2 separate regions of the Mus musculus genome follow, and region 2 is linked to region 1. Evidence: chromatin contacts called from ENCODE Hi-C data. All regions are on one chromosome and are shown on one strand. Each heading gives the region's core, a stretch centred on a gene start or an enhancer-like site at or near the end of the contact. The rest is flanking DNA. Distances are from core to core; before and after follow the strand shown.

Evidence for each region. Hi-C counts contacts between places; a loop is a spot of excess contacts on that map.
Region 2: a map of heart shows a loop between it and region 1 (2.3-fold over the local background). The contact joins the enhancer-like site here to the promoter of Col13a1 in region 1. A Hi-C loop is called at or near these places in 5 of 37 maps with a recorded cell type or tissue (gastrocnemius and heart).

The regions. Positions count from the first base shown.
Region 1 is chr10:61,976,895-61,981,262 of GRCm38, forward strand. It overlaps Col13a1 (collagen, type XIII, alpha 1), which reads right to left and starts at 2,214. Exons shown (of 41, transcript NM_007731.3): 1 at 1,455-2,214. The coding sequence starts at 1,742.
Region 2 is chr10:62,047,646-62,052,013 of GRCm38, forward strand. No RefSeq gene overlaps it. Among named protein-coding and RNA genes, the nearest start is that of Fam241b, 61 kb to the right of the region's middle. Within about 2 kb of position 2,191, at least 1 of the 3 ENCODE cell types and tissues checked has a DNase peak (open chromatin) inside an H3K27ac peak, as active enhancers do; it is heart, where a contact is called at or near this core.

The sequences.
Region 1 (4,368 bases), core at 964-3,463:
CGGCTCAAGAACTTGGTTTTTTCCCCCTCTGTAAAATGGGGTCACTTCTTATCATCTTTGGGGTGCTTCTCAGTTCGAGAGGCGAGGGTCAAAGAGTCATCAGGGTAAACAGAAGCTTCTGCTTGAAGCAGGGGACTCGACAGGAGAGACAAACGGGAGGCCTGGAGGTCTGGCACAGGGATGCACAAGAGGAGGCCTTTGCCACCCTCTTCAGTCCACACAGTGCCCCTCCCCCACTCGGCAAGCCCAGAGCCCAGAGACTGCCCCCAAGCCTAGGGAACTGTGGGTGGCCTGACTGAGTCTTCTTAGTTCTGACCAGTCATGGCAATGGGCTGTAGCAGCAAGCGTGGGCCACCCTCTATGCTGTAGCCTGTGACTTCCCCCATGGGGCCATCTAGGGAATTACTATAAAAGAAGCACCCAAGAGAAACCTAACTGCGGGAGAGACCTAACCAACCCAATTAGATCTGGCTAATGCTCGCCATCATTCTGTAAGCTCAGAGAGGTTACAGTATGTGTCCCAGTTTGCACAGCATCCCAATAAATCCCAAGATAGGTAGAAAAGGACAGAGCTACTTGCTGGCTTTTCAGCAGCACCCTTTCAGTTACTATCTCACACACCTCCCATTGTGCTCTTCAGATTCTCTTAGGCCGCCAGCCCCACTCCATCTTGGGTTCCGCTTTCCCTCCTTATCGCCCACACCCACACTCCGCCCCACTGGAGTCTGCATTTCCCGCCTCCCCAGGGAGGATGGCATTGCCACGAGCACTCTCAGGATTCCCCGAGCAAAGACATGCATTAGTAACTTTTTAACTACCTGGGAAGGGAGACTTTTGAGAGAGAGCTGCATCCTTTCCGCAGTTGCAGGGATTGAGTTAGGATCATTCCAGAGGCCACAGCCGGAAGAGTCATAGGTTAACGGGACCCTGAGGAGGACTGAGCCAGGAAACTCACACTTGGGCCCTAGGGGCCAGAAACAGCAAACAGGGACCAGCAAAGAGCAATCCACTTTAGAAATTGTCCCTTTAGGTCCTTAAATGGCTCACTCTCTTTCCCTGCTTCCAAATGTGACCATAAAACCAGGCAGCACTCACCCTCGTGGAGCGGACAGGGCCACCAGAGCCCCCCTGCAAGCGTGCACCCAGACTATTTCCCGCAACCAGCCCTGGCGGCCTCTGCGCACCTTTTGCGCGCCCTGCTTTTCTCCACCTGACCGCCGCGCGCGTAGGGCGCCCCCAGCGCAAGACCCCGGGGTCTCCCGGAGCTGGGAGGTCCCGCGCATGGTGCTCTGAATACCTGGCAGCTCAGCAGCGATCCCTACCCACAGTTCTAGGACAGGCAACCTGGGCGAGCGTGCAAAAGAGCGCCGGCCCGTGCCGGCCCGTGGAGTCCCGGGACTGCGCGAGGGGGCGCCTCGGGGTGGGGATAAAAGGCAGCAACAAAGGGCACAAACCTCGTCCAGCAGTTGGTTGACTCGTCCCAAAATAGCTTTCTCCATCTGCTGCTCCCCGCGCTCTGCTTCCAAGCGCAGCACCCGGGCCTGCAGCTCCGCGGTCCGAAAGTGGGCGAGCAGGCTGAGCGCCAGCGAACACAGCGCTAGAGCCAGCAGTCCGCAGCACCCGGGGCTCGGCAGCCTAGCGCACTGCTCAGCCAGCGCCACTGTCCCGGGCCCCGGAGCGCCCAGCTCCCCAGGGCCGCGGCTGCCAGAGGCTGCCGCTTTGCGGGTGCGCTCCGCCACCATGCCCTCGCGTCTTGAGAGCCAATAAATAAATAAATAGAATAAATAAAAACGAGATCCAAGAGGCGCGATCCAAACTGAGAGGCAAGGGGAAAGGGGGTTAACGTGGCTAGAGGACGTCCCTTTCCTTTGCTCGCCAAAGAGGACCGAAAATGAGCAGTCGGAGTCGGGAGCAGCCAAGAGCCACCAGCAGACGCGATCGGAGTACGCCAAAGTAAGAAAAAAGTTATTTCGAAGAATGTTCCAAGTTCGGGGATCTGGCCCCGCTCCCCACTCTTTCCCTTCTCTCTTCTGCAGAGTTCTCGGGCTGGTGCGACGCTCGGGGTCCTTCTGGGTGTTTTGTGTCTCCGGGGAGAACGGGTGTCAGTCCCCGGGCGAAGGGGCACGCATGCAGGGCCCCATGGGCAGAGGTGGGTCGTGGCTGCAGTGAGCCGCGCTGGGGCCGATTCTGGCGCCTCTGTAACTTGACACAGCCGGCGCGGCCGCGCGGATCGGATGAGCGCCGGGCGCTACTTCCCAAACTAATCTCCTGCGCCCCTCCCTCGCCCTCCTCCCGCTCCTCCTCCGCCTCCTGCGGGGCTGCGGCTGGGGTTTGTTTATTTATGCAAAGTCGCCTGGGGTGGGGGGCGTGGTGTGCGGGGCCCCGCCGACCTCGGTAGCCCCCGTCCGGGGCTCCTGGTGCCCTTTGAAGTGACACTTGGGGTTATTTATAGGCGGGGAGGGGGTATGGGGTGGAGCGGAGGCTGCGCTCCTTTTCCCGTCCAAAGATTCACACTCAAGACCTCAAAGACATAGGGACCTGGCATCACAGCACCCCGCTTTCCCAGAACATCGGGGACCCTCCTGCCACCCAATGCACCGCACCACAGCACTCCTCTTTCCTAGGGCCTGGGTGGTGGGTGGTGGTGGGTGTGGGGGACCCTGCGGGCAACCTGTTGAATCACTGTCTGGACGCCTGCTTGGTCCTGTACGTCCTGAGTTGGGAGATCTGCAGTGACAGCAGACAATCTCTCCCTCACCATTTCTACCCAGGGCCCTGCTCTTTGCAGGTGTCTCTGGTGGGACCATGCCACCAACCACAGATTCGCTCAGAGTGGTAAACCCAGCGCCTCGGGGCAGCGGTATTGACCCCCCCCCCCACCTTTTCTCTTTCAGAACTAAACCTAAAGACCTACAGAACAGAAATTTATCAGGGGTCACGCCCATCGCCCGGGTTTATCCTAGGATGTCTAACAGGCGCGGGCGGGTGCGGGGAGGGGGGCGGGACTCTTATTTATGTTGAGCTGAGACGCATAGCAGACTAGCCAACCTAGGATTGCAAGCCATCAAAGGCGGGCAGTTCTCATACATACACACTCCATCTCCCCTTATCCACCTCAAAGCTAACCCTGTGGTGGCTTCCTTGACTGCCACGAGCTAGTGGTCTTTGGGAGTTCTGCATTTGGTATTTTCCTCTCTTTTCTACCCCCGCTCCCCACTTTGAGTGACGTTTGTCAGTAGACTTTTCATTTCCTTGTGCCTCTAGACACTCCTGAAAATGAGGTGGTGGGGCTGAAGCATCGGGCAGGGGAGGGTAGGCTGGCCCTTGAACTGTGAACCGGAAGTGGGGGGTGACAGAGGTGTGGGAGTGAGCGTCCTTTCCTAGTAACAAGGCAAACTTTACATTTTGCATGTTGACCAGTGAGAAGGAGCGTTATATGCAATGCAAACATTAGTGTGGAGTGCACACCTAACGGAATGGGAGCTTGTAATACAGTACTTATATAGACTTAATGTAAGACTGACTGCTAGGTAGTTGGATACCACGGAGAACTACTACGAGGCTAGAAAGCAATGCAGCTGACAGGACTGGTGCCCAGGAAGTCCCAATGTCAAGATTTCCTTGATGTGTCTCATTAACAAACAGGCCTCTGGGTCTCCAGCCTGGTCAAGGGATATCTCCTCCCAGTACAAATGCCTGAGAACTCAGAGGCACTCAGAACCACTAGGGGGCGCTGGAGAGTTTCTCAGCAGCAGTGTTCACTACAGGAAATTGAGCAAGTTGAGGCTTCTTCACGCCCTGCCCGGATCAGTCTGAAATGCCGTTTGAACTGACACAGCAAAACTGAAAACATTTCGGGCCTGAAGTATTTTTGAGATTGGTGTTTCAAGACTCAGGTAGCCTTGGTGTGGTAGCCTGAGTTGAGCCTCGCAATGGAAAAAAAAAGTTCAAACCCAAGGCTCTAAGTGACCCCATGCAGTCAGAAAAATGAATGAAAAAAAAGCCCTTTTCCGATGGTGGGTTTAAAATAAACCAGGTGTAGTGGTACGAGTCTGTAATCCATGCACTTGGAAGGCAGAGGCAGGGGGATGGTAAATTCAAGGTCATTCGTGGTCACATGGTGAGTTTGAGGGCAGCGAGGGCTATATGAGATCTCATTTCAAAGAAAAGCTAACTAAATAAAATGGGCTTATAATAAAGGATCTAGATTTTTCAGGAGGATTTAAAGAAGAGGTGAATGTAACGCAGACAGTAGGCACTCAGTAAGTAAGTAGTATCTCATAGGAGCTCATGGCTGCAGGTGCAGGCTGACACACACACCCCTGCTGCCTCCTCCATCTACAGAATGGGAAAAAAATTGGACCCAGG
Region 2 (4,368 bases), core at 941-3,440, 71 kb after region 1:
TCTACTGTTCTTCTATCTTGTAAAAGTACATCTCTGGGGCTGGAGAGATGGCTCAGCAGGTAAGAGCACCCGACTGCTCTTCCGAAGGTCCTGAGTTCAAATACCAGCAACCACATGGTGGCTCACAACCATCCGTAACGAGATCTTACTCCCTCTTCTGGTGTGTCTGAAGACAGCTACAGTGTATTTACATATAATAAATAAATAAATCTTTAAAAAAAAACAGTACACCTCTGTTCTGTAGTGGTTAAATAACTTCCCAGGCCCCTCACTACATTCATTTTCTCTTTCATCCTTAGCTGTCTACCATAAGTGGAACTGTGAAGCATCCTGTATGACTCTGCTCTGCCTGTCACTGGCTTTTTTTTTTTCCCCAGTTAACACAATGTTCCCAACGTTAGCCCACGTGGTAACATAGGTCAGAATATCTCTCCATCTCAGTCAGGATCCCATTTCGTTACATGCAACCTTTCTCTCATTTCACAAATTAGGAAAGCAAAACCCTGAGGAGTGAAGTCACTTTACAAAGAAGAAACCAAGGCAGCCAGAGGCCTACAAAGAACCCATGACATCAGTGATCTCCAGTCTCTGGTTATTCATATCATGACTATAACAGTTAATTTCCGTTGTCAGCCTGATGTTTGTAAGACTTGCCTGGGGGAGTGGGGATGACGCATGCATGAGAGAGAGACAGAGAGAGAGAGAGAGAGAGAGAGAGAGAGAGAGAGAGAGAGAGAGAGAGAGAAGGGAGAGAGGAGAAGGAGGGGAGAGGAGAGGGGGAAAGGAGGAGGGAAAGGGAGATAGGGAGGGGGAGGGAAGGGAGAGAGGGATTTCTGTGAGTTCAAGGCCACCCTGATCTACATAGCAAGTTTCTGGACAGCTATAGATAGCTAAATAATACAGAGGCCCTGTCTCAAAACAAACACAGAATTGCTCAAGGGTTGATGTTTCTCTGCTTGTGTCTGTGATAGTGTTTTAGAGAGGGTCTAATCTTGAGGGCTTTGACCTGGTCAATGGGTTCATCCCTTGATGGATTCTTATCTCACTGGGAGATGTTGAAGAATAGGAGGTGGGGTCTGAGTGGAAGAAGTTGGTTACTGAGGGCTATATTCTGTCTCGGTCCCTTCCTGTGTCCTGTTTTCTGTCCATCATGATGTGACCATATGGTGAGCCTCTATGCTCCACCATGCCCTCCCCAGCCTGACAGAGTGACAAGCTCTGAAACCATAAGCCAACACTTCCTCCTCTTTACCTGTTCTTGCAAGCATTTTGGCTACAGCTATGCAAACATAGCTCACATCATCCCCTTCCCATGGGTAAATGTGATTCTTCAGTCCTGCAGAGCAGAGGCCCAGCCTGGTCCAAAGCTGGATGGAACCCATCTCTTTCACCATCTCAGCCCCTGCCCACCAGGGCTGATATGAAGCTGATTCACAAACAGAATGGCTGGCTTGTGTGGCACCTTGTTCCGGATGAACACTCTATTAAGTAAATATCATACCTAATAGTAAGAAAGGACCTTGTGGTGGTTTGAATACGCTTGGCCCAGGGAGTGGCACTATTAGGAGGTATGGTCTTGTTAGAATGGGCATGGCCTTGTTGGAGGAAGTGTGTCACTGTAGGGGTGGATTTTAAGACCCTCATCCTAGCTGCCTGGAAGCCAGTCTTCTCCTGTTTGCCTTCAGAACAAGATGTAGAACTCTCAGCTCCTCCTACACCGTGTCTGCTTGGACGCTGCCATGTTCCTATCTTGATGATAACGGACTGAACCTCTGAACCTGTAAGCCAGCCCCAATAAAATGTCCTTTATGAAAGTTGCCTTGGTCATGGTGTCTGTTCGCAGCAGTAAAACCCTAACTAAGACACATTATATCTACAGGAAATCACAGAACCCTGCCAACCCATTCAGGGAGCAGGTGCCAATATCATCATGCCATTATCATCAGGGTCTAGGGAATGCTGGGCACGGAGGGGTTAAATATTCTCTGCACAACACACAGCTCATGAGTGAACAAATCGGTTTGTTGTATTCACACCAAATCCTAAAGTGTCTCACCGAGAGAGTGAGATAGCCGGTCCTATACATATGACCTGCTCAGCACTGGGACAGCATCAAGTTTGTACAAGGGAGCCAGGGGCTCCTCTTCTTGCAGAACCAGAGAGTTGACAGCTCGGGGAAGAGGCAGAGTGTCCCAAGATGAGATAGGTCTCACAGGCTGCATTCAGTAGGGGTGAGGTAGTAGAGCAGGCTCAGAGGAAGTGTGTGTTGTTTGTTATTCTGGAGGTGTTAAATGGGAAGGTGGCAGGGCCCTGCACACACACACACACACACACACACACACACACACACACACACACCGTGTCTCAGTTGACAGGAAGAGGAAATGCCTCACATTTTCCAGCCCCTTGTCCCCAAGCCAAGCCTAAATACCAGCTCTAAAAATACAGCCTGGAAGCAGGGCAGTACTGACAGCTCCCTCCTGTCTCTGTCACCCCCTCTTCTGATCCCCCCTCAGGTTTATTTTTGAATGAGGACGCTGTGGGGAAGTAACCTGAGCTATGGCAACTTGAGCCCTCTCCTTTCAAGTCTCTCTCCATTCATGTTTTGGTAAGAAGGAAAGGAGGGAAGAAAGCTGCCTCTGGTGGCAGAGAGTAACAGAGGGAAGACACTATGGACCCTCTCAGGACAAGCTGATGGCCAGGTGAGCTGAGCTCCATACCCAGCCAAGTGGGAAGTTGACCACTGTTGCCCTCAAGACAGTGGTAGCCTTCCTGGGACTCCCATGAAAACCCCAGGAAGTAGAAGTCCCTGAGCAATACTGCATCCTTCAGCCACGCCCACAGGTGAGACTCCTTCACTCCTCCCCAGAGACACTCTGTCCAGCTCTCTAAGGTGATGACAAGCCCAGAGACAGTGAGACCAATAACCGGCCTGCATCACGTGATTGGGGAGGAACCAAGAAAGCCCACCCTTCCTATTCCAGTTTGGTTCTCTCTGCCATTGAAGCCAGAGCAATAGGACAAGAAAATGAAATTGAAAGTGTCCAGAGTGGAACAGGTGAGGCAGCACTTTACTTGTGGATAGTGTTAGATCCACAGGAATGCTGTCGACTCACCAGCAAGTCTCTAGAATTCCCATGGTAGGCGGTCATAGAATCCAACATTAGGATGCAGAACTAAACCGTGCCTTCATCCGGGCAGTCATTTCAGAGACTGGCATCCAAATACTGTCATTTACAAAAGTGTAAACAAATGGAAGACATTTGGGATAAGTCTGAAAAAGCATTTGTGAGTGAAGTTCCTCCACAGAAAGCCACAGAATAATTGATCCAAGAGATTAAACGATCAAAGCAACAGAGAGAGTCACTGTGCTTGTGGCCTGGAGACCATAAGGTCATCAGATCATCATTTTCCCCAAGATTGACGCATGGATTCACCAATCAATCATTTTCCCCAAGACTGATGTACAGATTCACCAATCATTACATCACCTGAACACGCCCGGTCTCATCTCAAGTAGAGACTCCGTGAAATCCCAAGCAAAAGCTCATCTGATTTTTTTTTTTTTTTTGGGTAGAAAATTACAAATGGGGCCAGAGAGATGGCTCAGTGGGTCTCGGTATCTGATGCTCAAGTCTGGTGGCCATGTAAGAAGGAAGGGGAGAACTGACTCCCCAAAGTTGTCCTCCAACCTCCACACAGACACCGGACATGTAATAATAATTAAATTTATAAAATAATTAAGTTATTAATTATTATTAATAAGGATATAATTTAAATTTTCAATTAAAAAGAGAATTAAAAATGAATTCTAAAACCTTATAGAGCCACAAAAGACTAGACTAGCCAGGATAATTAGTGAAGTGGAACGACACTGGGAGACCTGATTTCACGACTTATAAAGCTATGATAAACTGGTATGGTATTGTAATCAAGGCAAATAGTTCAGTGGAAAGTAATAAGAAGTCCAAACACAAGTCCACAGGTCCACGCTCAATTGATTCTCGACAGGCACGCCAGACAATGGACTGGTTGATCTCTCCAAGAGACAGTGGATGAAGCAATTGGATGCCCAAATCCAAGGAAGGGGGCAAGGAAGTGGGCGAGAGGGGGAGGGAGGGGGGAAGAGAAAAGAAAGGAAAATAAGGCAGCTTGACTTCCTAACCTAGGACGGCACAGAAATTTGCTCTAAGGATCTTGGGCTTAGAGATAAGCATTCAGTTTACAAAACTGACAGGAGAGATGGTTCAGTGGTTGAGAGCACTGGCTGCTCTTTCAGAGGTTCTGGGCTCAATCCCCTGTAAGCACACAACAGCTCGCAACTGTCTGTAATTCCTGTTCCAGGGGATCCGACACCCTTACACAGAC